Linked DNA regions of Homo sapiens: region 1 is linked to region 2. The links are chromatin contacts, found by Hi-C in ENCODE. All regions are on one chromosome and are shown on one strand. The core of a region is the stretch at or near the end of the contact, and the rest is flanking DNA. Distances in the headings are between cores, read along the strand shown. Region 1 overlaps LOC105370504 (a long non-coding RNA gene). Region 2 overlaps LINC02331 (long intergenic non-protein coding RNA 2331).

Evidence for each region. A loop is a pair of places that touch in the nucleus more often than their neighbours do. Pooled maps may share reads with other maps.
Region 1: a loop to region 2 is called in a map of endothelial cell of umbilical vein, with 5 times the contacts of the local background. The contact joins two enhancer-like sites. A Hi-C loop is called at or near these places in 2 of 168 maps with a recorded cell type or tissue (GM12878 and endothelial cell of umbilical vein), 6 of 37 single-sample maps with no recorded cell type and 7 of 50 pooled maps.

Annotation. Positions count from the first base shown.
Region 1 is chr14:53,538,293-53,541,104 of GRCh38, reverse strand. The region is part of intron 2 of LOC105370504 (a long non-coding RNA gene); the gene reads right to left. Among named protein-coding and RNA genes, the nearest start is that of LINC02331, 310 kb to the left of the region's middle. Within about 2 kb of position 1,449, at least 3 of the 41 ENCODE cell types and tissues checked have a DNase peak (open chromatin) inside an H3K27ac peak, as active enhancers do.
Region 2 is chr14:53,714,243-53,717,021 of GRCh38, reverse strand. The region is part of intron 5 of LINC02331 (long intergenic non-protein coding RNA 2331); the gene reads left to right. All of the region lies in intron 3 of LOC105370504 (a long non-coding RNA gene), which reads right to left. Among named protein-coding and RNA genes, the nearest start is that of LINC02331, 140 kb to the left of the region's middle. Within about 2 kb of position 1,426, at least 3 of the 41 ENCODE cell types and tissues checked have a DNase peak (open chromatin) inside an H3K27ac peak, as active enhancers do.

The DNA of each region.
Region 1 (2,812 bases), core at 200-2,699, 180 kb after region 2:
TACACTTAAAGGTAAGGAAATTAAAATCAGATATAAACTGCAGGATGTTCATAACAGAGGAATTGCTTTTGTTTCTAACCCTCCTGGGTCCAGTCTCCAGCCATGAGGTATCATGACATCATCATGTGATGGTAGTCCATGATGTGAGATGGAACAGAGAAGACATTAAGGTGTTACAGTGCATCCTGGCCAACATGGTGAAACCCCATCTCTACTAAAAATACAAAAATTAGCTAGGCATGGTGGTGCACGCCTGTAATCCCAGCTACTCAGGAGACTGAGGCAGGAGAATCACTTGAGCCGGGGAAGCGGAGGCTGAAGTGAACTGAGATGGTGCCACTGCACTCCAGCCTGGGTGACAGAGCAAGACTCCATCTCAAAAATAAAATAAAATAAAAATAAAAAATAAAATTGTTACAGTGGCACAAAGGTTCTCCAGAAGGTAGAAAACTTACTGTTTTTCTTTAAAGCCTTTTTCTGCTTTGTTTTCTTCAGAACTTGACTACAATTAAGATATTTCACACACGTTATGCCTTATTTGGAGAAGTCAAGTCATGCATCCTTTTTTTTTTTTTTTTAACAAACTGCCTGCTCTCTGCACCAACAATATGGATGCTGTTTTCACATATCAAGCCAAAAAAGAAATCAATTTATAGCCTGTTATTCAAATTAGGCCATCTGTGAATTCCTCGTTGTACAGAGAGTTTTTATGGCCAGCTATTCTTAAAAGTTGACAGGTGTTCAAGAAATATGTGTTAATTTTACAAATTGAAATTTTATTTATTAAGAAATTCCATGCACTCAGAAAGAGATGTGACTTGAACAGGCTAGCTTTGTTGAAAATGAGCAATCCAAATCTTTGAGAGATACAAGGACCAACTTTCCAGGCCAAGATGCCCCTTTAAGTAATGAAACAGTAGGATTTATTTTACTACTGAACGGTTAGGGATAGCCAAAATCTTATTCTGGGCCACAAGTCTATGACCTATTTAAAAGCTGAGAGACTTTGTACATTTCTGAGGTTAAACAAAGGGGCCTATGGTTCAAAAAAACGTACAGCAACGAAGCCCAGAGGCAAGGCCTGAGTAGTCGGGAACAGGCTGCAGGAATCCAGCTCTTCCCAACTTTGCTCATCTCTGTTGCTATTTTATTTAGTGAAGTTATCCTTAGTGACTAACTCAGAATCAACAGATCTTATGCAAGTGAATTCCTATCTGGGCTAACAAGAACCAGGGAGGTGGTACAAAAGAACACTGAAATCCTAGAGAAAAGGTCTATGGAAACATCAGCGATCTTTAATTCACTTTTCTCTTCCTCTAAGAACCTGCTTTTGTATTTCCCTTTCTCTCCTTTTCTTATTACTCCCCTTCATCAGTCATTCTTTTCTGTAGTCAGTTGGGTTACCACCCAAACCCACAGTGACACCTGCTGGCCAATTTGCAATGGTGAGCCTGAATCCTGCGAGGTCTTGCTTGGCCCACAGTAAGCAAGAGTCCATTGAGGCAAACACTAAATACTACACAATTCTTTTAGAAACTTAGACAGTGAGAAAAAAATTAAGTGAGCATTGCCAGGGAAGTTCAGGAATGGAGAATTTTGCAGAGAAAGCTGCCTGAACCATTACAAATGTAAAATGTATGTATTATAGGTGTTTTTACCTCATAAAAAATAGCCAAAAATATATCCGGTGCTGTGAGACAATTGTGAAGACTTAAGAAAATAGTTATGGTAATCACTCATGGAATGTCACTTTTTACATTGGTTTTCAGTAACTACACTTATAGTCCAAAAGGTTTTATATTAGCATTAATTTATATTAAGTCCCCCCCAAAAAACGCAGGAGAATATGTTGCACAAACATTTATTTCCTTTAAATATATTGATTAGAGCTCCAACACAAAGGGTTAAAAATTTAGGTTTAAGACTTTTTTTTCTGTTATTTCCCAAGGACTTCCAATTCTTGGTCAAGTTTCTTTACTGAAGAATATTCATATTTTGTTAATCCTAAGTATTTATACATTGGTTATTTTGGCTGGGTACATTTTTGAGGATGTTTGCTTTGTTTCAAGCAAATCCGTTCCTGACTGGAAAGTACAAATTCTAGCAAAAACAAAGACAACAGAAATATTTTTTAACATTAATACATTTTCTTAAAATATTTACACTTTTCATTTGAAGGTTAAATCCTAGGAATAATTCTCCATACACATGTTCATATTTGAAACAGGAGGTTGTCCCCAAGGACTTGTAGCAACAAATGTGTATTGGACAAAAATGTTGGCCTTCTTCATCCTTACTCTGTGTTCTAAAAGCCAAAACTTCATTTTAGCATGACCTTAGAAGAATAGTGATACTTTTAGAATTTCCTGGTATTTGGTGGAAGGAATGTTTTTATTTGACTGCAGATGTCACTTGGTTTACAGGAAGGATTTGGTAATGCATTCATGCCAGTACTGCACTTACCCCAGATTTCTTGCTATGTAGGAAGAACACATGTCAAAGCTCACTGTTTGTTAAATGGAAAAGATTCAGTACACCAGAAGCTTCTATTATAAACATTGTGACTTTGTGCAATTTACAAAATGTTCTATCTCCATTAAACAATAAACCCTTGACCCCAGAGCTCAGTTTTGGGATTCTGCGATTTGAGAAGGTAGACATAATGGATGGCAATAATAAATGAAAAGTTCAAGAGGTTAAGAAAAACTGTTTAATTATTTCTGTACAGCGTGGGCTGCAGAAAGCTTGCATGTCTGCCTTCTTCCTCATAGAAACACTGCATGGAAGAGATCCACCAGGGCAGCCCAGGCAG
Region 2 (2,779 bases), core at 177-2,676:
GCACATTTTTAAAGATACTAATTCATGCCTTGAGCTTTTCTCCACAGTGCGAGTCTATGACAGGTAACGTTTTGCTCCAAGTCAAAGCTACATCAACTGAAATGAAAATCTGAGCACATCTCAGGCCCAAACGACGTCTCAGACCCAAAACACGAGCTTCAAATGGCACTAGGGTAAATACTGAATGTTTTCATAGTCTTTGTCCAAAATAAACATTTGAAAAATCCCAGAGGTTTTAGTTTCCTGAAGTAAAGAAAAATCATATTTCCAGCTGTCATTGGAAAATATCACAAAAAATCCCACGTTTTTATCTTCCCAAATATTTTTACAATTACTAAATACTTAAAGGACTATTGTCATTTGTTTCTATGTTGGTGAGCTGTTCATACAGAAAGCCCTTACATCAAGAGTCCTAAGGTATTGAAACAGATCACATAAAACTACAAGAGAGGCTTCCTCCTTTACTTTACTCTCCTTTTTGAGTGAAGTAAGAGTCTGATATAATTGCCCATGTGCTCAGTAAATGTGCCAAAGTGCAATATTTTGTCTTTACTATTGAGAATGTTTTTATAAACACGTAGTGATCAGCATATTCTGACTTTCAGAAATATTAACTACAAAATTGGCAGCAAACTTCAACAGTTGCAAAAATCCATATGTTCATTAAATTATTTTATTGTGGGATTTTTTTATTGGCTTTTTTTGTTGTTGTTACTGCTTTCAGTTTTTGAAGGCAGTTTTTGTATCTTTTCTTCTCAAGGCCTTTGGGGTCCTTTAGAATTTTAATTGAAATATGGTAATCCATTTTCTTTGCTAAAATTCATTTTTATAAGTTAAGATTTTAGAACTTTCCCTGAGGTTTGTAAGAGCTATAGGAGTTGAGATTTAAAACTTTTTTCATAGTTCAGCAGTTTTGCTCAATTTGTAAAACACAGAAGAACTGTGGCACATTTTTGTTCTTTAATGACTAGAATGATAAGTCTATTTTCGTAGGTATAACATAGACAATCTTTCAGGATTTGGCATTATGAAGTCATAGGACTGGAAGAGACCTGGTAAGACTATCTAGTTCCAATATGTGTCTTCAGATCCTTTAGGACCACCCCAGAGAAATAAAAATTTGTTCTATTTTTAAAGCTCTCCCTTAGAGATGTTTTTCTTCCTTGACAACAATTTATCATGTAGCAATCTTTATTTCCCTTTTATAGATAAAGATATATATCTTTCCTTTTGCCTTATTTTTTTCTCAGATTCCTTTACACTCATTAGATAATTTCAAAAACACCACTGCAGATCATTTGGTGCTACCATTTCTTTTTTTATAGAGAAAGACATTGAGCCATAGGAGTTAAGTGACTGGCCCCAAGCCTCATTAGAGATGTGAGTCATATTTGGGAGTGAGAACACAGAGCCACAGCCTTCATTCCTGAGCTGTTTCCTCAACTCTGTATTTTTCTTTAACAAATCAAAAAGCAAAAGTAAAAACAATCCCATTTGAGCGACCAAACAATGGTAATCAGATGTGCACCAGCCAATGGCTACTGTGGAAAGAGTTCAACCACCTACAGAGCAATGTCCATCTGTGCTTGTGCAGATACCAAGCTTTCACTTGGCTCATTTCCTAATCTCACTACAAGAAGATAGAAAGGCAATTGTCAAGAAAAAGGACGCACTTTGCATTGCTGTAACTCCAAACATGAACAAGTGAGATTGAGCTAATACCAAAAAGCAAACTCCTCAGTTGATTTGCAACAAGCAGTTCACATGAAACTGGCTGGCTCTATCACTATTGTTCTCATATCGGTACCACTGGACAGCTTTAATTAATATCAGAAACAGCACAGGAAACATCCTTTAATTATTCCTGTTATGTTTAGAGAAAATGTAGCTTACTAAAAACAAAGTAAACTATAAGCCTTTGAACTTGAGTGTTATCTGTGTCCTTTGGCTTGTGAGGGTTTTGTGTTATCGGACATGATAATTTGTTTTCAGTGATACCCTTGATGAAATTAATTGAGTTTTAGACTAGCATACATTTCCTTTTGCTGATACTTTCACTCTTGGCAGGGTCTTATCTGAGCAGTTAGTCCTGTTCTCGTCTGGTTCTGTCTGCTGAGATTTAATAGCTGCAGGACTGTTGTTGTTTTAAACAAAGATGTTTACTTTTGTTATTAATGTAATATTCAATTCACTTCCCCTTTTTATCTTCCCATAACGCAGAGACCTACTCCCTTTTTTTGATGGAGATGATGGTTTTGGACTTCACTGCTAAGTTTCCTTAGAAACACCCCACCGGACCTTTCCAAATATATCATCATCGTAAGAGGGAAAGCCATTTCAGACACTCCTATCTGTACACTTGGCTTGAATTCAATTGCTATCTAACTGCTAGGTCCTAAACATTTCCTTTTATTTTTTTTTCCAACTGTATTCTTTATTTCAAACATTAAAGTGCTATAATGCTTGGTGGGAAAAAATTTAAAATTTCAAATAAGATCTCCTCAACCACATGTTGACTTCACCTAGTTTTAGATCATGCTGTGCATTGCATATCGTTTTTGAAGTTTTTTTGCTCGTATATTACTATATATAAGATAGATTGGTTTTATACTAAAGAAAGAATACTATATTTAGTATTCTGCTATTAGCTTTTACGTATATTAATTTGTCTTCGACATCTCCCTAAGTATGTTTTAAGAACTTAATTAGTGCCATATTGTTAGAGATTAAGTTCTTCCCAGTGTTTTTGCTATTATAAAACAATATTAGTTTATTTAAG